Regions from separate parts of the Mus musculus genome. Here regions 1, 2, 3, 4 and 6 are each linked to region 5. A link is a loop called in an ENCODE intact Hi-C map of the cell type or tissue named here. Cell type or tissue: heart. All regions are shown on one strand.

Region 1 (4,000 bases), 940 kb after region 5:
ATGCTTATGATTTACATATAACATGGGGAAAAGCCTGCCATCTACCTCTGGAGTGTCGATGTCCTGAACAGGCGAGTCTCCCCCATCATCATCGCTTCCTTTCCTCTTCCTTCTGTTCCGAACGCTCTGAATTAAGTTCTTATGATAGTCACAAATGTAAAGATGCCTTGCCTGTAAAGGAAAAATTTTCAAAGACTGTGAGTCCAGAAAAACTGCAGCTAAGTATTAGTAAAATGCATAGGCCCAGGTGGCTGACTAAAAATCATCTTAACAGGCCACTGTTCAGAAGATGCAATGTTTCTTTCCACTATTAAAATGTTGTAACATTAGCAATCTGGCGATACTGTTAAGGAAATGGGGGAGGGGAGGAATTGGAAGCGGTGGGCGGGCGGGTAGTATCTTGGAGAAGGCAGGCAGGCAGGAAAGGAAGAAAAATTCCAATTCTCTGGGTCTTGTCATCAAATTGCAGGGAAGGTGACCTAAATAAGTTAGCTCCTGCTGATTTTAACTTAAAAGGGAGAGGTGGCATTGCCCACAAATTTGTCCTTGTATTTTCTCTAGCTTGAGAGCAGCATTATATTACTCGTAGGTACATGCTTTCTGATTGATCTGTTAGATAGTGAAATTCTACAGGTACAAAGTATGCATTTCTTTACAAATGCAACATTGAATTCATATCCTATGTTTAAATTTGAACCCTAAGGTTTCTTTTTAAGGATTAAGCGAATATATTTCTCTGTATTTTGTGTTTTCAATTAAAGCAAATTATTCATGTTCTCTTGCAAAGTTTCTCATGGACCCTACTGAGAAACCTGCCTAAACAGAATCACAAATAAACTTTTCAAAAAAATTAATTACTCGGGGATTTGAGAGCTGTATATACAGTGGACTAGGAAATACTGAGCTGATTGACACTCTCCCCCCCCCCCCTTTTAAGGCTACAATTAAAGGCCGAATGAACAGGCTTTTAAATTGACTTCTAAGCTAAGGGTAAGTTAAAAATATACAGGATGTCTGGAGGTTCTGTATCTTGTTCTTCCTTTGCCATCAGTCAGAGCTCTGAAAAGTAGCAATGGAATTCTCTGAAACCTCATAGCTGGCCAAAACAGCAGACGTGCATAAAGACAGAAAAAGAAATCCCGATGGCTGCCGAGAGGGCTGTAAAACCGCAGAGGCTTATTTGCAGCCTTGGTTCGGAGCAGCTGCCCGAAGAGCTGACACCGCAAACAACGTTTACAATCATCTATCTCCCTGTAAGGCAACTGGTGAGCTCAGCTTGCTTGTCTGTGTTCAAGAGAAAGAGAACAACGAGGAGGAAAGAAAAAAAGAAAAGACAAAAAGGAAAAAAAGAGAGAGAGAGAGAATTGTGGGGTCCAGCCAGACTCTACTTTCCCTAGAGGAGCGAAGCTGCTCCCTAGGGCAGACACCGGCTCTGGCAGCAAAACAAAGGCGCCTCCATTCCAGAAGGGACTGCCCGGCTGCGAGAAAACTACTCCGGGCCCTCGGTGCTGCGGTCCCCTTTGTTTCGTTTCCAGATCGCAGCAAAGGAGGAAGAGGGAAGCCTGGCGTGGGAGACACGCGAGGCAGCGGGAGTCCGGGCGAGGGGCGGAGGAGCCCCGCACCACTGCGCGAGCGCGCGCTGGGGAAGGTGGCCGGAGTTGCAGGGACTTTGTTTCAATCAGAGAACCACTAATCCCACCTGCAACCCAATCCCCGAGACTCGTGAACCCCGCCAACCATCCGGCGAGGCACGCAGGATAGGGCAGGGCGGTCCCTGGGCCACTTACACTCTTATCCAGCTCGATCTTCACCTTCTTCTGAGAGATGCTCTTCTGGATCCTTTTGCTGAAGCTGGCGTTGCCTGCCGCGCGCCCGCACCGCTCACCGTCCTCCCGCAAACAACAGAGTTGCCCAGGGCCGGGACCGGCCGCTCCAGGTGGCCCAGAAGCTGACACTGCACCGGCACCGGGTACCTCTGCCCCACCGCCGGCTGCGTTCCCATTCCCCGCCGAGGCGGCGGCAGCCGCAGCAGCGACCACCGCGGCCACGGCGGCGGCCGCGTCCCCGCCTCGGCTCATCTCCTCCGGAGTGAAGCCGTTCATGTCTGCCAGTTCGGGGGCGCCGGCGCCGCTACAGAGCCCCGCTCGCCGCGCCGCTCCGCCTCCTTCCCCTGGGCGGCCGTTCACTCCGCACCCCAAGTCTGGTGGCGGCACGGTCCGACGCCCAGAGTCCAGGGCCGGCCGGTCTGTCGGTGCTGGAATAGCTACCAGGTCCTGTGACTGTGATCAGGAGTGAAGTGGCGCCTAGAAAGGAGACCCCACTCACTGTCACATGGAGACTTCAGCAGTTGGACCGCAGCTCCTCCGCCTCCTTCTCAACCCCAGAACCTGCGCGAGGGAGACGCCCCTCCTCTGGCCCCGCCCCACACCTGCCGCGCGGCCCCACGGGAATGGTAGTTCTTGATCGAGGAGCTAACTTGCGCTCTGTTCTGATTACGTGCGGGACCAGCGGGACAAACTACTCATCCCAGCATGCGTCGCGTGGCGAGCCACCCCTAGTTTTTTTTTTTTTCCATTCCAAGCACCGGGCAAGTCTGACTGTGAGGTCAGGCTTTTACCGTGTTTTCTCGCCTCTATTCTCTCCTGCGAGCAAGGGCTGGTTTTAGCTCCTCTTGTTTCGCAAAGTTAGTGTTCAGACCGCCAGCTGACTCCTGGGAAGAAGCATTAATGGTGTGTGTGTGTGGGGGGGTGGGGGGTGGGGGGGGGTAGTAAGAATTAAGTGAGAAAAAGTTTACGGGCTGTTTGGTATTTATTGAAAGAAAACTCGGGATACCTAGCGCTCTTTAGGCGGAGAGTCCTTCATCTCCATCTCCATACCGCAGCTGACTTCTAGAGCGTGGCAGGTCCTTGGCATACTCGTGTGCCGACGGGTTGGCAGGCATCGGGCTGCTTGTCGCCTCTACTGCCACTTGGATTCCTTTCAAACGGATCTAAGAGGGTTTAAGACCATTTAAAGGAAGCACACTAGTATCACGTCTGCAGACTACTCATCAAAACTTAGCCCTGGCTGTAGGGGACGAGGATCGAGAAACCTCTTTTCTTGAGTCATATGCATGCGTACATGTGTGCTTGTGTGTGCCGCGGGTGTGTGTGTGGGGGGGGGGGGGGTTGCGCGCGTGCGCGCCTGGGTACGTGTTTGTGCTCGCGTAATGTGTATTTTTGCCTGTGCCTGTGGTGGGCGGGGTGGAAGAATGGGCGTGGCCATGCCAACCCTGAACCTCTGATAATTATTAGACTTAAGCTTAAGCAAAAATAATTTATTTCAAGTGGAAGAGTTTTGAGAAAGCCTGTTTTAGATTCAACCAATTCAGTGACGATTATATATATATATATATATAATCGTCACAGAGGTCATGAAAAACTTAGGCCCAAGCTTTCACACCTTTAATCCAAAGAGACAAAGCCAAGCAGATTTCATTGTTCAAGACCAGCTTGGAACAGAGCAAGTTCCAAATAGAGAAAAGTTTAAATCCAGTCATGGTAGAACATGCCTTTAATGCCAGCATTAATGATACAGAGCCACACATATCTCTGAGTTCAAGGTCAATATTCAGAGCAAGTTCCAGGACAGCTAAGCTTAGGCTGGGAAGGAGTTGGAAAACATAAAGTTGGTAATAGAATAAGAAGGGGCCACATTCCAGCCTCAGCAAGTAGCAGAACTCAGGTGCTCCGGCTATGTGGCTGGCTTTAGAGTCAAGAATAGAAGGCACCACTAGGACAATTGATGCTGGCTAGCTGGAGCTAAGAAATTAGCAGTGATTACGAAGAGATCAATACCACAGAGGTGAAATCGTCTGGGAGTTGTTTTCTGAAGGCAAAAGAAGCTGTGTTTCCGAGATACCCAAGTTTGTACCCTGTACTGCAGCTGTACTTGGTAATGTATAAGTGTCACCCAAGTGGTAGTGGTTTTGAAGGTATGAAGGGGTCATGAAGAGCAGCTG
Region 2 (4,000 bases), 780 kb after region 5:
CCCTCCGGCCAGTACTAAGCCCTAACGCTGAATACACCCCACCACCCCAACCGTCCAGGAAACCCCAACTGGCTGGAATCCAGGTGAGTTAGGACTAAAGCCAGTAAAAAGCTCCATGTTCCAATGCCTCCGCTGAGCAAACCCGCTAACTGGACTCAGTTCTGAACTAGCTGGACCCTTCAACCTGCAGAACATACAGGCAGTCCTTTCCTCGGTCCCGAATCTAAACTGTCCCAGCATCCCCAGTCGCCTAATGTTGCCTTGTCAAACTCCCATGGAGCGGGCTAGTGGGTTGAGGCGGGATTTGTCCAGTGTGTCTGTGCTTTTTCTCCTCTACACACTTTTTAATTCTTTGTTTAAAGGCGGTGGAGGGGAGCGATTCCACGCTTCTGCTTGTGGGAATGGCTAAAAGGCCTCTGCTTTAATTGCTCCGATAATGTGTCTGCTGCCATTTTGTTAAGAGCAATCACTCCTGCAGTGAATTCACAAGCGTTCTAGACAGGCCGGAGCCGACAAAAAATGTAGGATTTGACGTTAAAAGCTAAATGGGATGCTGGGGCTCAGAAGGTAAATTGATGGCCGATCTGGCTGTCAGGTCTCAGCCCCAGACCTCCACGCAGGACAAAGTCTGATGACCCTGAAGCACCGGCAGGGTTCTCTCTCTCTCTCTCTCTCTCTCTCTCTCTCAGTTTGGGAATGAATCTGAAAACCTCAGAGTGGACTTCAGTATCCTTCTTGCCTGGCTTTTCCAAGACTTTTGCTCCCAGCCACAGACAGCAGCTACTAGACACCATGTCTGAAATGACAGCTAGGTCACTGGGGGATCTTACATGTCTACTAAAACCCGAGACACACGGAGGAAGCAGGGATGTCTGGCTAGTTCGGTTCTAGCATTTTCTTTAAGGGGGAGCAGGTGTCTGAATTTAGATTGTAGAAGGAACTGCCCTGGGGTGTTGATTTCAGCCATGAAAATGGATGCAGCGGTGTCAAGGCCATGCCACTCTCCGTGACCCTTTCGAAATATGCCAGCCTCACTTCCGGGTGGAGTGATGGCCCAATCCGCTTCCCTCACCTGTGGCTCTGCTAGCTGTTGCCCCCATGGCGGCAGAGGATCTCAAAGCTAGTCTCTCCTGGTGTCAAAATATGGGGAGAGGAGCAGGGGGCAATTTCAGATTCCGAAGGAACAGATGTGAGGAATTCAGAGCGATTTCAAATGCAAACCCGCAGGAGCCAAGAGCTTTGGGGCTACTCTACCTCCCACCCACACCCACACCCACACCCGGACTTTGAGGAGAAAACCTGGGTCAGGTGCAAGGGCCTGAATTGCGTTCACAGGGCTTCCAAACAGAGCAAAGGATGCTACAAAAACCCGGCCTTGTATTGAAAGCGCGGGTCCACAAACTATAGGAATCTGCTCCATCAGTCCAGGATCTTTAGCCAATATGTCGTTTCTAAGGTCGTTTGTGCGAGTAGTGGGCTTATCTCCCACCGCCGCCTTTCTTTTCCCTTGCTTCTCCTAGTGTGGGAGCCCTACCTACACACTCCGACTTGGCAGAAGGGTTGGCTGGTGGACGCAAAATAGAGTTTGTTTGAAAAGGAAGTGTGGCTGCATAAACACCATAGACTACTGACTCTGGGCCCTAACCGCTGCCAATCTTGTCACGCATCTTAACCTAGGAGTCTCAAATTCTCTGGCCCAGATATCCGCACGAGAGGAGGGCGCTAATGAGTCCCCGGATTCCACTCTTGTCCCAGCCCTTGGATCTCATGGACAGAAAGAAAATTCCCAAGGAACCGCCCTTAGACTGGGGTTCAGAAACCGGCTGGAGGCCCCAGCAGCCTAAATTGCTCTTGTGGGGATTATTGGGGAGTGTGGAAGAGAACCCTTAGATATTTTTTAACTGTTTAAAAGAGGAAGAAGGGGGCTGTTCCAAAAAAAAGGAAACCAATCCCACGTTTCCGGGGGCCGGACAGTTCTAAGAGCGCCGCCTCGCCACCCAGCCGGTGTGCTTCGAAGCACAGCAACTGTCTGCTCCAGTCACTAGCCTCCTTGAAGTAAAAGGAACGGAGTCCCGGACTCCTGCGCACAATTCTAAACTTCACCCCCCTGGTTCTCACCGGTTGCCCCAAGGTTCTCGCCATTTCACCCTGCCCAAGTCAGTTCTCTTGCAGAAACGAGAGCAACAACCCCATGCATATACATTCCCTCCAAATTTCTCCCGGTATTTGGATCGCTTTGATGATCAGATGGTAGAGCCCTGATTACAAATTTATTCCCTGACTCTCTGTCCGTCTTTATCTCCGCTATTAGGGACATCTGGGAGTGATTAGTGCCGCGCCCGCTCCCGGCCGCGCTTTCCTATCTCGCCGCTGCGAGGCCCAGAGCCTCGCTGACGTCAGGGCAGACGGCTCGGAGCCATCCCAGCAGAGCTAGCTGGGTGTAATCGGCGGCTGCGCGGCCAAGTCCTCCCGGGGCCGGGCAGGCAGCTGGAAAACTCCATCTCCATCCGCCTGCGCGGACGAACATTCTAAATACATATTTTTAGCCCGGGATATTTTTGTTTTGTTTTGTTTTGTTTTGTTTTGTTTTGTTTTCCTTGTTTGGGGTGAGAAGGGGCCAGTTGGCGATGCTTACGTGAAATCTTCCAATCTCTCAGTCGGTCCTGTGCCTTCCTCTTCGAAAAGCCTCCGACTATTGGTCCCTACCGATCAGAGTTCCTTTGCTACCCATGAACCAAGCGCTGCTTCCCTACACCAATAGAGACAGCCTGGGGGCGGGCGCGGGGGTTGGGGGGGGGAGTAACGCCAGTGCAAAACGGGGACCCACGTGGTTACGAGTAGCCCTTATGCGGCCAAACGACTCTCAGGGAACTTTTTAGAGGTAACTAGTGTCCCGCCCACTGCACCCGCCTGTACTACAGTTCTCCGGACCAAAATGATGGAATTTTCCTGCCTAAGGGGACAACTTAGTGATTACAGGACTTCACTTCTCTTGTGACTGCACCTCTGCACCTGCTTTAGAGCCTAATAGATCTAGTGACAGCTGCCCAGCTGGTGACACTTCTTGAGCAGGACAGGCGACTAGCGCGGTAGCTTTGTCCTCTGTTCTGTTGCGGCGTCTCGAGCAGAGAAAGGAGATCTGTGTGTGATACCTAGATGCTCACGCCCTCTGACCCTGACGAGCTGTTGGCTGGCAGGACAGGTGCTGTGATGAACTCAGTATCTGAGCTGTCCAGGATGGAGATTTGTGTTTCCCAGAGAACTAACAAACTTACAAACCCACCCATATTTCATGAAAACCTCCAAAAATTCCGATTGGCCAGGCCAGGGACTTCATTTCAGAGCTTGGAATTCTTAAAACTTCTGCAGAAAATTCTAGAAACACTGCCTGAGGCCACACCAACCACCACAATTGGTACAGAATTTTAGGAATGTTTTTCTTGAGCCACCAAAACTACTGTCTTATGTGGGTAAGGGTGACACTATCAAATATGAAGAAAGAATAGGCCAAGGCCTCCATTTTTAAAGTCTATACCCTTCAAGAGAGAATTGGACATATCCCTGATCAATTTACCTTGATCAAAGATAGATGCCTTGCAGCAGCCTGGGGTTTATTTTCTCATGTACCAAACAGGGCAAACTGCCTGTTCAGTCAGAGGCTACACTGTATTGAGAGATAAAGAAGGTGGCCTTTCTTTGAGGGAATAGACAAATAATGTCAAATTCCATGTAAGGGAACCGAGAATATTAAAACAAGCCCGGGAATCAAGAATTCCCAAGAGTTCTTCACAACCACCCGAAGCAAGTCTACGGAACAAACTCCTCCTGCCTTCTTGTGATCTAGACTAGGAAGGGGCCATTCCCTCTAAGTCAGAGAAAAATGTCACCCTGAGTGTCCCATTTCCATTCATTTCTATCCTCTGCAAATGGGGAAAACAATCAAGTGTATGGTCTGAAGAGCTGATCCTTGGTGATGTCAGGACTCTGGCCTGGCTGAGAA
Region 3 (4,000 bases), 65 kb after region 5:
GGATTCTAATTGAACAAAGCACTGTAGTTCCCCAGTGTGAGGGCTTGAAGTCTGGCTAAATATGAACATGATTATGAGTGCGTTTCAATTGATGCCTATGTTTAGTACTTGTCCATATGGATATTACTCCAAAATGTTAGTTTGGACACTAACTCCCAGATTAACAGGCCAAAGTGTAATAGATAAATATATTCATGTAAATGTGAATAAAATTGAGCCGTGGCTTGGTTGGCTCTGTGTAAATTCAGATCTTCAGACCCCTGCTACGATCTGAACATCTGGAGTACAAAGGAATGCGATGAAGAAAAGAGACGAATTACTTAACATAAGCTTGGGGAGTTTGCAGGCAGGTCTTGAATGGACACAGCTGGCTGACTGCCTTCTGAGCAGATGAGTGCCTAGCAGGGAATACTTTGTAAAATTGAGAGCTTGATGTACTGTGGTGGTTAGCCATTAACTGTATTGCTCAAGAAGAGACACTTGCAACAAAATATGCTAGTCAAGTTTACAGCAAGCAGCTCTATCATTTGCACCAAATGTTGCTCTGCAGAATGCTATCAGTACCGTGAACTCTGACACCTAGTGGCTATGCCAAGAACTACAGGATTTTCTTCCCGAGGATTTCTTTCATTGCTGGAAAAGGTTGCCCTAATTCTATTGGCAGCAGGTCTTTTTTTGTTTTGTTTTGTTCATTGTAGCTCTTAGAACAGCGCCCGGGTGTTAGCTGTCGGATGGCGACTGGAGGTACACTTCATTTAAAGATTGTTGTGGTGGACAATGTAATTGAAATTACTGTCTCAAATGTTATGCTGATACAATTTTGTTTCACAAACCAGAGGGAATAACTGAATAGCTTCTAAAGTAAATGGTGAGGTCTATACTGTCGTGTTAGAGATTAAGTGATATACAATATTAGGAATAAGAAATATCCTCACTTACACATTTATTTTATATTTATATCCTCATTATACAGATATATTGGTAATTTAAGCTTCTACCCCCAGATTGCTGGGATTACAGGCATAAACACCACACAGGCCAATTTTAAAAGAACATATGCGCATATGAAATAACATCTCATTTTTTATTCTTTTGAATATTACTTTGAATATAACTTTTTGTGCTTAATGGGCCTACATTTGTGAATGACATAAAAAAAAATCAAAATGTATAATCCTAGGATTCAGGAAACTGGTGCTGAGGCAGGACGATCACATGTTAGAGGCCAGCCTAAACTGCATAGAGAGTTCCAGAAAAGTCTGGCTACATAGAGAAATTCTGTCTCAAAGCAAAGAATCAAAATAAGCTAAATAATCATTATCCTTTAAAATAGGTATTCTAACATAATTTTTATTTTTGAAACTTTATTTTGAATATTATCTTTTAAAAGGAAAACATACAATTATGCTTTAAAGCCTAAAAAGATATAGAATGAAAAAAATTACTGAGTGATCTATCTCAAAGTTCTCTTAAAGGTTCACTTACATTCTGAGACAAAACATTCATGCAAATGGCGTTTGGCAGTCGGATGCCAATCACACCCTGAAAAATCTTACTCTTCATGTTTTCAAACCAATTTACAACTTGATTGATGGTGCCATATCATAGTAACATATTGTTAAGATGCAAACCTCATTTTAAATAGCTAAAATAAAATGTGTTGTTTTTGTTTTGTTTGCACGGGTGCAGTACCCGGGGCGGCCAGAAGAGGGCTGCATTAGATGTCCTTGGAGCTGGCGTTACAGGCTGTTGAGTCCTCAGACAAGGGTGCTGGGGACTGAACTAGGTGGGATTTCCTGTAAGATCAGTAAACATTGTTACTTACCACTGAACCACCTCTCTAGCGCTTATATTCTTTGTGTGAAACTTATTTGTGCTGCATAAAAGGTACACTCTCCACAGAGCTCGTTGTTCTGACCAAATACAGTTTCAAATAAATGTTAAATCAAAAGTGGAGGGCACAAATTGTTGGTGAGTCAATAGAAAATGTAACCATATATGTGGAGCCAAAATACAAATGCCAGCAGGGCCAGGTGTGAAGAAATTAAAAGAGAGTTTAAATTTGAAAAAAAAAAAATGCCTGGGAGAGGGGAATGTTAAATGGGGGTGTGGCCTTGTGAAGGTCTTATTGTCCAGCCTTTGCAAGACACTGGTTAGGAGTGGAAAGACAGAGGGGGAAGGAAGGGAGGGAGGGAGGGAGGGAGGGAGGGAGGGAGGGAGGGAGGGAGGGAGGGAGGGAGAGCAAGAGAGCTAGAAAGCTTGAATTTCTTCTGAATCTAAAACTGATCTTAAATTTCCAATTCTCTAACCTCAAGCCTTCCAGGAACTAGGATTATATGCACTCACCAAAACTCTTGGCCTAAAATGTATTGTTCAGAAAAAATGCAATTTTTGAAGATGGAAGTTACAGTTGATTGCATTCAAAGTCAATGTTTGCCACTCTAAAATAAAAGGAAGTTCATGTAACATGTCCATAAGTACTGCATTTCCATCCATACATCTTTGTGATCGATATAGAATTAATATGCACATACAAAGTCGCGCGAGCGCGCACACACAGAAAAACTGGTTTAGAATAACATTTTAATTATGCTTTAGCATGTGTGAGGTAATTTGCTTTCTCAACTGGATTCCCAGGTCAAGGTCTACAGCGCTTATTTGAACCAGTTACATATCTCATTTTCATAACAGTCCCTGGAGGCTACAGTCACACATGGTTATTTCAGCCTTCATGAAAGCAATACAGTACAGAAGCCAGGGCTGTCATAGAAAACAGGACAGTGACAATTTCAGTTCCTCTCACAGTGACAAGACTCTCTCAGGTAAGAAATTAAAATATTGCCTTCTTTTCATAAGGTTTGTGACCATTTTAATAAAAGAAGAGGATTGTTCCTAGTACATTAGGGATGGGAAATGTATGTGTGTTGCAGGAGTGGGGGACTGTCTGTACTATTCCACTGCTGATCAGTGGTCTCTTGAATAGGACTAACTCTAGCACTAACTGTATAGTCCAAGGGCTAATGGTTACTATGCATAGTTGTTATAAATAATAGTTAGGGTGAATAGTCTGACCAAATCTTTTCATGAACATTTCTATAAAAACCATATTTCAGAAAAGCTTGACATCCGATGTCATCAATGTGCTATGGATATTTGCCTCATCCTGGGAACTAAACTCTGTTCACTCAGTCCAGTTGCCGTGGCAATGTATGTCAAGGTAAAACTAGCTAAGAATGTCAAAATTAGTTTGTGTGACTTAAACGGAAAAAAAATATTGAGAATCGACCAAATATTCACACATGAAAATTATAAAAGTTAGCAAATTACAATCCAACAAATAAAGTCTCTAAAGCTGCAGGAAGACTTTCAAACTGCTAATTCCTTTAGATTATAAATTTCAACATTTGCTGGTTAAACACACACACACACACACACACACACACACACACACACCTCTTACTGTGGGCTGGCAGTTTTTAAAGAAAAATAAATAACTAAAGACTAATAAATTAGTGATTAGCAAAATTCTCATTTTGCTATAAGTTAAAAATTTTGGAAATGAACAATAGCAAAAAGTACAATATATGTAGTTGGAAGTTTCCTATGGCAAATGTGAAATGTATTTATAATTTACCAGGAGCATTCTGGTCAGTTTTTTTTTTTTCTTGTGATGTTTAATGATTTCTGCAATGTGAATTTTTTTTCAACTAATCCACTTATGCTTGAGAATTACAAAGAAAACGCTGTTAAGCACAGTTATCTGTTCTTCCTGCTTATATCACAGTGAGTCTTTCTTTATATTAGAAAAAATGGATTCTGTTCATTTCTAAAATATAACTTCATTTTTATTGTTTTTATGTATGCATCAAAACGTTTTGTTTACAAATTAGAGAATGTTTAAAAGCCAGGCATACTTTTTGTTATCATTTGAAAAGGAATTATTTTTTTTTCTGCAAAGTAAAATTGAATAGCCAACTATCATTGCTGTAGAAAAATGTAA
Region 4 (4,000 bases), 950 kb after region 5:
GCGTGCACCACCACGCCCATCTTTTTTTAAAAAAATATTTATTTATTATTATATGTAAGTACACTGTAGCTGTCTTTATACACACTAGAAGAGGGCGTCAGATCTCATTAAACATGGATGTGAACCACCATGTGGTTGCTGGGATTTGAACTCAGGATCTTTGGAAGAGCAATCAGTGCTCTTAATCCCTGAGCCATCTCTCAGGTGCAGGTATATCTGAATCTTGAGTAGATAAATTCCCATCTTCCCATGGAACCTCTATACTGATTTCCACAGTGGTTGTACAAGCTTGTAAGTACTCTCACCAGCAATACTCCACATCCTTATCAGCTTATGAGCTGTCATTTGTTTTATCAATCTTAGCCATTCTGACAGATGTAAGATGGAGTCTCAAAGTAGTTTTGAATCACATTTCCTTGATGTCTCAGGATGTTGAATATCTCTTTAAAGTATTTTCCAGCTGTTTGAGTTCCTTCTTTTTAGAACTGTCAGTTTATACCTCTACCTCACTGTTTAATCAGATTGTTTCATTAAATCTTTTTTATTAAGCCGGGTGGTGGTGCACGCCTTTAATACCAGCACTCGGGAGGCAGAGGCAGGCGGATTTCTGAGTTCGAGGCCAGCCTGGTCTACAAAGTGAGTTCCAGGACAGCCAGGGCTATACAGAGAAACCCTGTCTCAAAAAAAAAAATCTTTTTTATTGGTTATTTTATTTATTTACATTTCAAATATTGTCCCCCTTCCCAGTTTCTACTCCACAACCCCCCTTTCCCCACCCCACCCCCGCTTTTATAAGGGTGTTACCCCCACCTACCCACCTATTCCTGTCTCACCACCCTGGCATTCCCCTACACTGGGATACTGGGCCTTCATGGAACCAAGGGTCTCTCCTACCATTGATGCCAGATAAGGCCATCCTCTACTACATATGCGGCTGGAACCATGTGTCGTTCCATGTGTTCTCTTTGGTTGGTAGTTGAGTCCCTGGGAGCTCTGAAAGGTCTGGTTAGTTGGCTCAGCAGTTAAGAGCACTGACTGCTCTTCCAGAGGTCCTGATTCAATTCCCAGCAACCACAGGGTGGCTCACAACCATCTGTAGTGGGTTCCAGTGCCCTCTTCTGGTGTGTCTGAAGACAGCTACAAGTGTACTTATTAAATCTTATTAATCTAAATTTAATTAAATCTAAATATTAAATCTATTTTTGAGTCCTTTAAATATTTAGGATATTAGTTATCTTTTACCATTCAGAAGGCTGTTGTTTTGTTCAAATGACAGTGTCTTTGCTAAGCAGAAGGTTTTCAGTTCATTTGGGTCCTATTTATCATGTTGGACCTTTGCTAACAGTGTTCTGTTATGGACTTTCTTTTATTACCCAGCCTATTTGGTGTTCTATATACTTCTTGTACCTTGATAGGCATCTTATTTTTTAGGTTAGGATATTTTTTCTTGTATGATTTTCCTGAAAGTATTTTCTGTGCTCTTGACCTGGCTTTCTTTTCTTTCCTTTATTCCTGTTATTCTTAAATTTGTTCTTCTCCTAGCATCCCGTATTTCCTGGATGTTTTATGCCAGGATACATACATACATACATACATACATACATACATACATACATACATACACATGGGTCCGTGTTCTGCCCTCTGCTGGGGTGTGGCAGTACTGCAGGGGAGACAAAGCACGAAGAGCACTAGATTGAGTTAACCTTATGTTGGGTGCTGGGCTTTAAGGAAATGCGGAGACACTGCTCAAGGGGGTGGAAAATACAGCCTAGGATGTGGGAAGCTGAAGCTGGGGTTCCTTGACTCCCTGGAATCTAGTCACCACTGGAAAACCTCACAGAGGAGTGGGGAACGAAGCGCGGGGAGTGGGGGGTTTCACGGGTCCAAGACGAGGCCGGGACCAGGGGCTACCAAACTCCTGGACATGCCGGTGCTCCTGGGTCACATGGAGTTGGGGGGCCCGTGGGCTGGGGACAGTGTCGAACCCAGGGCCAGGGAATGGGAACTCCGACTTAATTCATCTGCCAAAGTCCTTAGCTTAGAGGTGGTTTTCTGGGAGCACAGAGAGGCCTTCTAGGAGAGACTTAGACAAAGCTGCTCAGTAGTTAAAGGCCTTCTCCATGCTCCCCATGACTATTCTTGACAAAAGAGACAGCCCTTGGTTCTAAACTGTTATGATTGCTCATTGTGGAAAATGAGTGCATACCACCTTCTCAGGGTGGACCAGAGATTAAATACCTTTTGCAGGAAAGAATGTCTGGGAAGGGAAGCTTATTGGATGAACCCTCAGACTCTCTAAATACCTCATTATTATAGAGAACTCTGTTCTGGGCTACATGATTGACAGTAGGGAGTGTGGTCATCTGGTCTGGGCCAGAAATCGCGCGCGCGCGCGCGCGCACACACACACACACACACACACATTTAATTTTCTTTGACCGATGTATGCATGCATCCATGTATTTCTTCTATAGTGTCTTCAATGTTTGAGATTCTCTCTCCCATCTCTTATATTCTGTTGTTGGTGAGGATTGCCTCTGAATTTCCTGTTCAAGTTCCTACATTTTTCATTTTCAGATTTCCGTCAGTTTGGATTTTCTTTACTTATTCTATTTCTACTTCTGGGTCTTGAACTGTTTTACTCATTTCCTTCCACTGTTTATGTTTTCACAGATTTCTTTAAGGGATTCATTCGTTTCCTCTTTGCGGACTGGTATCAGTATCCATAAAGGCTATTTTAAGGTCTTTTGTCTTGGATTTTGGCTGTTTTGTAACACTCAGGGCCTGAGGAAGTGGTACAGTTAGTCGCTGGGCTCTGGAGACGGATTGCCCTGTTACTCATTGTGTTTCTATACTGGTGGATTTGGGAAATTCCATACTGGTTTGGGAAGTTTGCAATTCTAGGTGCTGATATCTGGTTGTCTTTACTGGGTCGGCATTTTGTTCCTTGGTTTCTGTTGCCCTCTCTGGTTCTTAGGAGAGAGAGGTGGCTATGTGTGGTTTCCCTGGCAACAAATTCTTCTTGGATCCTGATAAGTGTGGCCACCAGGGGTTCCAGGTAAAATGTGTTTCTATGTATTGGGAGATGCCACTTAGGAATGGTGGGCTAGGTGGGGTGGGGAATGACATGGTCCACAGGAGGGAGGAAAGCAGGGTGTTCTATCAGGATCTGCTCATTCCCCTGGAATGGGAACAGAGTGTGAGGAGAGGTCATAGCAGGAAGTCTGCTACAAAGCTGGGGGTGATAATGGGCGACTCGATTTGGAAGATTGGAGAGAAAGGTAAAGATCTGCTGTTGACCTGTGTGCTTTCCTGCCTGAAGGGCCCTGGGGGTTCCCAGGGAACCTGCAGAAGTTTCAGGCTTGGACAGATGCAGCATTCGGTCTGTTGCTCAGTGTGGGATGAGACAAGGGCAGTGGATTTGGAGGAGCTGTGTGAGGAAGAGAGGTATAAATCTGCAGTTTGCCTGCCTGCTTCCCTGGCTTGGTGTGTGTGATAGTTTGTATATTCTTGGACTAGGGAGTGGCACCATTTGGAGGTGTGGCCTTGTTGGAATACTTGTGACCTAGTTGGAATGGGTGTGTCACTGTGGGTGTGGGTATAAGATCCTCACTCTAGTTGCCTGGAAGTCAGTCTTCCACTAGCAGCCTTTGGATGAAGATGTAGAACTCTCAGCTCCTCCTGCACCATGACAGCCTGGATGCTGCCATGCTCCCACCTTGATGGTAATGGCCTGAACCTCTGAACCTGTAAGCCAGCCCCAATTAAATGTTGTTTTTGATAAGACTTGCCTTGGTCATGGTGTCTCTTCACAGCAATGGAAACCCTAACTAAGACAGAGTGGCCTGTGGGTTCCCAGGGACTGCCTGCCAGAGTTGGGGGCTGGGATAAAGCAAGCAGTGGAGGGAAGGAAGTTAAGGGGAAGATCTCTGTGGTAATTAGGGCTCATTAGACTCTGAAACTGAATCCAAAATCTTCCGTGTAGTACTGTAGCACG
Region 5 (4,000 bases):
GTTTTTTAATTAGTAAATACTAAAATTATTACTATGAATTGAAGCTAATCAAGTACTGAAACATACTTTACACTTGACCATAATTAATCTGAGATAAAATTAAACTGTTACTTAAAAATTAGCATTTTCACTTTATATTACTTATCACAGGATATTAAATGAAGACCATATACAGATTCAATCATTAAGGTCTCACTGGTCTACCTAGCTTTCTGAAGAGTTAGGAACAAATCAAATCCACCAACCGAATTGCTGGAAGACATTGTGAGCACCGCACAAGATGGCTTTGGTGGGGAACGGAACCGATCTCAGGATCTTGGCATACCCAATGGCTCTACCACTGAGCTAGTCCCCCAGCTTTGCAGTTTAAGATACTTTGTTTCAAACCCAGCTCAATTTCGTAGCTGCTACAGGTCTTTAAAAACATGTCACAGGACTCCAAAATCATTTTGCCCAGGATAAAGTAACTAGCCTTTAATAATCACAGTGGATAGCTAGGATTTTGAAATTCCGCTTGACATATCTAAAAGACAAACTTTAAGATAAAGGGATACAAATCTGTAGAAACTAAACTTACAAAATCTCTCCGTAATAGATACTAGGAAAATGCTGTTGTAAGATCCGATGAGGGAACCGCTGTGTTCACGCATAAAACATTGTTAAAATGCTTGCAAATAATTCTGTAAAACAGTCTAGTGTAGCAGTAAGTCTAGAATACATATGTTAAAATTAGTTTTCTTTTCATACAGAGCAATCATAGGCCTCAAAGTAGATGGAGAATTCTTTTTTTTTTTTTTTTTTGGGGGGGGGGAGACACCATGAAGATGAAAACAAAGAGAACACGAAGGAAGGAGTACTTTTTCTATTCCGGACAGTCTTTTGAAGCTAGATGTATTTTTGACGGAAAGAAACTTAAAGGCATCTACAAAACAATTCAAAGAGGGCAGACTCCGATTCATTCTACTTGATGCCTTCCAAAACCATACCAGCTGGTACACAAGCAAGTCCCATCTCGAATTCCCTTTCTGCCTCTAAATTTAAAGGGATGAAAAGGTAGACCTGATCATTCGCCTACAACCCAGGAACCTCGGTGAGGACAGCAGAAGGGCCACCTTCGTCCAAGCCAGAGCACAGCAGGTCCACGAGCTCTGGCTCAGCCAGCAGCCCCTAAGCAAACTGAAAGGTTCCCAAGGCTACCGTACCAACACAGAAAGAAGAAGGGAGCACTAGAAACCCGAGAACGTGGCGGGAACCGGGTCTGCAGCCCCAGAGCCTTACGCCCGCGCCTCGGGTCGCCCCTCGTGCCGACGGTTTGTTTTTAGAACTCAGAGTTCGAGCCGAGAGTTCGAACAGCGGCTAAACATTCCGAGCCAGAGGCTGCCCCAAATGCTGGCATTCCTAGATGCAGATTCCACACTCCGTTCGCGCAGCTTCTTCAGGATACTCTACTGTCGTTAAAGTCTTATCAATTACATGTCTTTTATTGAATGTCACATTTCAAATTAGCATAATTTTGATGGCCAAAGCAGTTCAGAATGAGAAGCGGAAAAGTAAAGACTTTTTGGCGAATCTGAATGAGGAAAACGGAAATCTTTTTCCTTTAAGGAGCCGCTCCTCGACGTCACTTCCGGCAACAATAGGAAACGTCAAAACCTTGCAAGGTCCGCCACTCGGGCTTCTGCAGGCAGAGGTGCTGTGACTTCGCGGGAGTCTGGGGCGGCTTCTGGTTCCCTCGCAGCCATCGTGTTCTCCAGCGCGAACACGTGCGCTCTGGACAGGCCTCTCCATGGCTTGGGCACCAGTTCCCGGCTGAGCCATTTTCTTCTCGGCTGACAGCCCCCGCCCACAGGCCGAGTCGTCGCGGCGGCGGTGGAGATCCCAGGTCGCTCAGGTACTCGCGTCGGCACAGAGGCTTCCAATGCCTTGCTTCTTCCGCCCGCCCGGACGCTCTCACTTTTCTCCTCCGAAGTGAGGGGTAGGGATGCTTGCCACTTGATAGCCCTGGCCCAGCAAGCAACAGTTTAGGACCAATGGGTACTGTGAGACATTTTGAGTGACAGCAGCGGTGGCTTATTAAAATGGTGTATCAGAATCGAGAGGCGGGTGTGAGTCTCTTCTGTTTCTAGGCCATTGGTATAGAGGTCGATTTGGGACTCGCGGTAGCGACGTGGTGTCGTCCCTCTTGAAAGATGACAAACGGTGGAGGTTACTTTCTTCAGTTTCACGTATTGCTTTTGTGGTGGTTACAGCGTCGTTCGATGCCAAGGCACGCTTCATTTCTTACGGCGTCCCCTTAATACGAATTCAAACATATCCAGTTTAAGACCTCCGCTGATTGCTAGTTGCTACAGTCTCCAAACAGACTGTAAAATTGGTTCAACACTTTCCTTTTCGTTTTGTTTTTCTGTGGCTACGCTCCACTTTCCACATCGTATTACTCAGTACACATTGTCTAGACAAAAACCATAGAAGTTTGCAATTCTTACTCGATATATTTCTGGTTTATTTTTCGTTCTGTATTTACTAATTAATAATTGTGACTACTTAATTTATAAATGAGACATTTATTTGTAAAGACCCCCACCCCGCGCGCGCGCCATATTCTCTTCATTACCCTCAATACTGCAATTGAATACAAACTGTTGTTCATGTCAGTGTTTGCACTCCGTTTTTGTTTGTATTTTGAGACAAGGTCTCCTGTGTACTCCAGGCTGGCTCAGAATTCACTGTGTAGCCCCGACTGTCCCTAGCTAGCAATCCTTTTTCTTGGCCTTCCAAAGGCTTGGAAGTATGGTTTTGCAACAGGTCACTAAGTACTCTTCTCTTTGCTTTGGTTCTTTGGACTTTGGCACTTTCACTCCGACGAGAAGAGCTTCCGGCTACCTTTGTGAAAGGTTTTTGTTGTTGTTGTTGTTGTTTTTGTTTTTGTTTTGTTTTTACAATGTAGAGCAGGTCTCAGAATGAACAATAAATAAATTTATTATTTTCAGGTTAATTCAGAAACTTCTTGCTTATACAGTTTTTCTAAATTAACAATTACCTAAGTATCGTCATTAGTTTCATATTGCTGGTTTATGATTATCCCCAAATTTAATGCAGCTTAAAACAACAAACATGTACTATCTTGGTTTCTTTGAGTCAAGTATCAGGGCAACGTTCAACAGAGTAGTTCAGCTTGTTTCTTGAGGTCGTAGTTAGGCTGTGTTTGGGACTTGTGATACTATTGAGAGACTGCACTGAGATGGACTAAGGGTGCACTTCCAAGTGCATGCACATAGTTGCCAGCTGCCCTAGATTCTCCGCTAAGTGGGTTTTCTTCAGAAAACCCCCTTAGAGTATAGTATGGCTGTTGATTTCCCCTACAACAGACAAGCTGGGAGAAAGCATCCAACTGAGGGAAGATAACTATATTTTATAATCTAATCTTAGAAGTGATATCCTATCACTGCTATCATAGTGTGTTTGTTAAGAGTCTTTAACCCAACCCACATTAGAGAGGCAGAGGATAGATAACACAGGAGGCAAAATCGATGGAAGCCATTTTAGAGGCACCTGGAACAAATTCCGTGCCTGATAACTTTTAGCAGTTAAAAGTAATCACTACATAAGAATATCTTAGCCAAAGTATGTCCAAAAGAATTTAATTCTGACAAGGAAAAAAAAAAGCCTGATTTTGAAGTAACATGTGAATTATACTAGTATCAGCTCCTCCAGAAAAATAATTTAGAAATATTTTATATTAATTATCCTAAAGAATATTATTTAATATTGCCTGAAGGGTAGAGAATCTGAAAAGAGTGTTTGAGGTTATCTTTTACCCTTTTACATAGCTGAAATTGGGTCAAAATAAATGTATGGAAGATAGCTTTTGAGAAGGAAAGCAGTTAGGAAAAGGCTAGGGCTGGTTATAGATAAAATGCAGATCAGTGGAAAATTTCTGTTAAACCCATATGATCAAATAGGGGTGGGAAAAGTGTGCTTTGGAAATGTGCTTTGATTT
Region 6 (4,000 bases), 960 kb after region 5:
GGAAGATCTCAAAGCCCACCCTCATATTGAGAGACTTCGTCTAACAAGGCCACACCTCCTAGTAGTGCATTCCCTGGGCCAAGCATGTACACACATGAGTTTCTAGAAGCCAAAGCTATTCAAGCCACCACAACCACACTTCATCTTCCCAATTCTACTACTAAACTCAGTGCTTGGCAGAGTCAACATTTCTTGAATAAATATGCAACTTTTATATAAGTACAATCTACTTTACGACATGATTGTCTTGTAAAAGAAATGCCAAACCACATGTGATGCTAAAGACTATTGGTTGTCAATTTGACTACATCTGAAATTAACTTTAAAGCCAAAAAAGTAGCTGGGTACACCTGTGAGGGATTTTCCCCCCTTAATTAAATCACTTAAAGTGGCCGGGCATGGTGGCCCACGCCTTTAAACCCAGCACTTGGGAGGCAGAGGCAGGCAGATTTCTGAGTTCGAGGCCAGCCTGGTCTACAGAGTGAGAGTTCCAGGACACCCAGGGCTACAGAGAAACCCTGTCTCGAAAAACCAAAAAAACAAAAGCAAAACAAATCAAAAAACAAACACACAAAAAACCACATTCCTTTAATCCCAGAACTTGGGAGGCAGAGGCAGGTGGATTTCTGAGTTTGAGGCCAGCCTGGTCTACAGAGTGAGTTCCAGGACAGCCAAAGCTATACAGAGAAACCCTGTCTCGAAACACCCCCCCCCCCAAATCATTTAAAGTGGAAGATCCACTTTTAACCCTGATTTTTTTTGAGGCAGGAAGATCCATCTTTAATATGGGCCACACCTTCTTCTAGCAGCCTTATAAAGGACATGAAAAAAGAATGCTTGCTTGCTCTTGCTCTTCCTAGAAATTACTTCACTGCCATTAGAGCCTACTTCTTCAGGATTCTGCTTATACTGAAAACCATGTGGGACATCCAGCCTTGTGGACTGAACAACTTCTGGCTTCTTGGACCTTTCACTGTTAGTCAGCCATTGTTGGACCACAGCCTATAAGTCGTTCTAATAAATCTCCTACATATAGATTCAGTCTATTGGTTTTGTTTCGCTAGAGAACCCTGGTACACGTAACACTTAAATACATGATGTAAACGTGTAGTGCATCAGTAATTTCACTTACAATGCTATTTGAATAATACACTCAGGTTTGGTGAGCTTGACTGTGCGTGTCTGGTTTATAGGTTAGTTGCAACTGTCATTTATTAGATGTAAGATTTCAGGTAGACACAATTTATAAGCATTACGATTAACAAAATTCTGACACCTTAGCCAGGTATGGTGGTACACCCCTTTAATCCCAGGCAGAAGCAGGTGAATTCTGAGTTCAAGGTCAGTCTGGAGTATTTAGTGAGTTCCAGGACAGCCAGGCTACACACCGGCCAGGAGACCCTATCTTGAAAAACCAAAACATACAACAACAAAAAGCAAACCAAAAACCAAAAAAACAAATCTGGTGGTACCCTTAAAGCGGGAAAATATGCCCCCACACCTAACTGGCACCTTATTGTTTTTATTGTCGTAGAACATAAAGGCGGACCACTGTTTGCCGGCATTAAGTATATTCGCAATGCTGAACCATCATCCATTTCCAAGAAAAACACAACGTTCAAGTCTACTTTTTAAAAAGAAAGTTAAGAACCGCTAAGTCCTTAAGCACTATCGAAAATGATCCTCACACAGGAACCAAACAGGAGGGCAGCCCCGCAAATGCAAGCAAAGTTGCTGGGGGTAGAAAACATTGAAAATCCGTGAAAACAGCGGTGCCACATACGCGTCAATCTGCGAGGGGGGGGGGGGGGAAAGAGCTCTCCACAGCCAAATCACAAGGCAGAAATGGCCTGTTAGGACCGAGCCCTCCTTCCCCGGAAAGCAGCTTGACCGGCAAGGTGAGGGACCCTGGCCTCCCACCCGCGCCCGCGAAGTGTTGGGGTGCAGTGCGGCCAACCCGCAGATCTTAGGCGGGTCAGCTGTGGAAGACGCCGTCCCGGCGCGGAGGCAGGCATGGCTCCGATCGGAGGGCGAGGGCTACTTTATTTATTTTTAAATCACTAGGGGACGCGGCTAGGAGTCCGTGAGACTCTCCGCACAGTCTGAGGCTCCCCGCCCGCCGTGCTCCGGTTCCACCTCGGCCTCATCATGGCTCCGCGCCGCGGGCTCCCCACTTTCTTCCCATTTTTTTATTTCGTGAACTCGTAGCTGAGCCCCAGGCAGGCCACGGCATCCAAACCGCGGCTGGCCTAGCGCCTTTAGTCACCTCGGAGCCATCTTTATCACCTGAAGAGTTTAGCGCCAGGCGCCCTCCTTGCTAGTTTTAAATCTGGCCGGGGCAGTTCCTCTCGGGGCCTGCCCCACCCTCATGGCCAATCAGCAGCGGGCCCGCCATTTTTCAAACGCTTTTCCTGCCGCCAATCAGGGCCGAGCAGTACATTCCTCTCTAGACCGGTTCCAACGGGTCTGGGAGTTAACGACCTGGGAGACCCACCGAACCTGCTAGGCTTAGCCTGGAGGGACGGGCCTGGCCAGACACCCACCAATCGGAAGCCTTCTCCGTGGGGGGGCGGGGACTCTCCGGGTTTGAATAATCCTCCACAGCCAATCAGAGCGGAGGGAGGTGTGGCCCGCGACTGGTCTGGTCAAGTTGCCGTGGCGCGGAGAACTCTGCAAAACAAGAGGCTGGGGATTGCGTTAGCGAGAAACCAGTTCTCGCCGGAGCTTGGGGAAGGAAGTCTCTCTGCGGAGGTCTGAGGGAAGCAGCGCTCGCAGCAGGTAAGGTTCGGCCGGGAGGCCCGGGGCTTGGCGGCCTGGCTCTTAACGCGTAGACGTGGGGGGACGTCTGCCGGGCTTCGGCGTGGCGGCTTCGGCGGCTTTAGAGGGCGGCCGAGTCTTTGGGTGAGGGCCGGGGCCATGGAGGGCGGCCAGAAAGCCCTTGAGCCCGGCCGCGTTTCTTTTTCTTTCTCTCTGTCTCTTTCTTAAAAACTGGATTGGCTGTGGGTCTCGCGGTGGCTTGTGTAAGTGTAAGGCGCGCGGCTTTTCTGTCAGGGAGGGCGCGCGGCCGGCGGCGGCTTTCGGCCTCCGGGCGAGGGGCTGAGGCGCGGGCGGGCGGGCGAGTCGGGCGGGTCGGAGCCGGCTGGGGCTGGGCTGGGCCGGGCCTGGCCGGGGCGCGCGCTCCCGCGCTCGCTCGCGGGGGCGCGCGGGGTTTAGGCGGGAAGCGGAGCGGAATCCCCCCCCTCCCCGCTGTCCCCGCTCCCCTCCCCCACGCTCCTCACTCCTTGCAGCCCCCTCCCCGCGGGTCCCCACCCCGGTCCCCGGTCCGGACACGGCTTTCTCCTCGGCAGGTAGACAGACGCCGCGCCGTCGTCATGGGCAAGGGTGACCCCAACAAGCCGCGGGGCAAAATGTCCTCGTACGCCTTCTTCGTGCAGACCTGCCGCGAGGAGCACAAGAAGAAGCATCCCGACTCGTCGGTGAACTTCGCCGAGTTCTCCAAGAAATGCTCCGAGAGATGGAAGGTGAGGGAGGGAGGGCGGGCGGCGCGCGTGCCCGGCTGCAGGCCGTTTCCGGGCTGCTTTTGGCGGGTCCCCGCGGGCGGGGGCGGGTCGGATGGGGGGGGGGGACGACAGGGACCAGGGAGCGCGCGAGCTTTTGCCACCCTGGGGACCCGAGGGTTTTAAAGGTTGGTCTCCAAGCCGAGGGCGCCCTTAATGCAAATGCCTCAGAGTTTACAGATTGACTCGACTTATTTGTTTATCCACTTTCTTTATTACTCGGACAGCTAGGAGCTTTGAAGTCCTTGCCGATTGACTCGTTTTTTCTGCCCCATAGACCATGTCTGCAAAGGAAAAGTCCAAGTTTGAAGATTTGGCCAAGAGCGACAAAGCTCGTTATGACAGGGAGATGAAGAACTATGTTCCTCCCAAAGGGGATAAGAAAGGAAAGAAAAAAGACCCCAATGCTCCGAAGAGACCACCGTAAGTTGATCTGAGAACTA

What was found. Peaks named below come from ENCODE experiments on the same cell type or tissue, not always from the same donor. Only the 100,000 strongest peaks of a DNase experiment are listed, where the experiment ranks them.
Region 1: it touches region 5 in a loop (5-fold over the local background); 2 of 42 quality-filtered maps call a loop at or near these places.
Region 2: a loop joins it to region 5, with 2.9 times the contacts of the local background. A loop is called at or near these places in 3 of 42 quality-filtered maps.
Region 3: a loop joins it to region 5, with 2.7 times the contacts of the local background. A loop is called at or near these places in 6 of 42 quality-filtered maps.
Region 4: a loop joins it to region 5, with 2.8 times the contacts of the local background. A loop is called at or near these places in 4 of 42 quality-filtered maps.
Region 6: a loop joins it to region 5, with 3 times the contacts of the local background. A loop is called at or near these places in 5 of 42 quality-filtered maps.

The regions. Positions count from the first base shown.
Region 1 is chr8:57,485,465-57,489,464 of GRCm38, forward strand. Sap30 (sin3 associated polypeptide) reads right to left here and starts at 2,396. Exons shown (of 4, transcript NM_021788.2): 1 at 1,788-2,396; 2 at 46-171. The coding sequence starts at 2,102. 2500002B13Rik (RIKEN cDNA 2500002B13 gene) reads left to right here and starts at 2,499. Exons shown (of 4, transcript NR_126553.1): 1 at 2,499-2,729. In heart, no CTCF peak of the experiment used is centred here; DNase peaks (open chromatin) are centred at 1,657, 2,447, 2,947 and 3,207; H3K4me3 peaks cover 3,395 bases; H3K27ac peaks cover 3,668 bases.
Region 2 is chr8:57,326,318-57,330,317 of GRCm38, forward strand. No RefSeq gene overlaps it. Among named protein-coding and RNA genes, the nearest start is that of Hdnr, 4.1 kb to the right of the region's middle. In heart, CTCF peaks have their summits at 1,697 and 2,331; DNase peaks (open chromatin) are centred at 1,904, 2,434 and 2,734; H3K4me3 peaks cover 3,495 bases; H3K27ac peaks cover 4,000 bases.
Region 3 is chr8:56,614,745-56,618,744 of GRCm38, forward strand. No RefSeq gene overlaps it. Among named protein-coding and RNA genes, the nearest start is that of Fbxo8, 66 kb to the left of the region's middle. In heart, a CTCF peak has its summit at 1,700 (motif pointing right); no DNase peak of the experiment used is centred here.
Region 4 is chr8:57,502,181-57,506,180 of GRCm38, forward strand. All of the region lies in intron 2 of 2500002B13Rik (RIKEN cDNA 2500002B13 gene), which reads left to right. Among named protein-coding and RNA genes, the nearest start is that of Hmgb2, 7.7 kb to the right of the region's middle. In heart, a CTCF peak has its summit at 1,659 (motif pointing left); no DNase peak of the experiment used is centred here; H3K27ac peaks cover 211 bases.
Region 5 is chr8:56,549,486-56,553,485 of GRCm38, forward strand. It overlaps Cep44 (centrosomal protein 44), which reads right to left and starts at 1,081. Exons shown (of 11, transcript NM_001009951.1): 1 at 1,060-1,081. It overlaps Fbxo8 (F-box protein 8), which reads left to right and starts at 1,669. Exons shown (of 6, transcript NM_015791.4): 1 at 1,669-1,891. In heart, no CTCF peak of the experiment used is centred here; DNase peaks (open chromatin) are centred at 1,356 and 2,056; H3K4me3 peaks cover 2,786 bases; H3K27ac peaks cover 1,946 bases.
Region 6 is chr8:57,509,228-57,513,227 of GRCm38, forward strand. It overlaps Hmgb2 (high mobility group box 2), which reads left to right and starts at 2,616. Exons shown (of 5, transcript NM_008252.3): 1 at 2,616-2,778; 2 at 3,348-3,521; 3 at 3,835-3,980. The coding sequence starts at 3,372. It overlaps 2500002B13Rik (RIKEN cDNA 2500002B13 gene), which reads left to right. Exons shown (of 4, transcript NR_126553.1): 4 at 861-1,035. In heart, a CTCF peak has its summit at 2,422; DNase peaks (open chromatin) are centred at 2,524, 3,444 and 3,494; H3K4me3 peaks cover 2,763 bases; H3K27ac peaks cover 2,680 bases.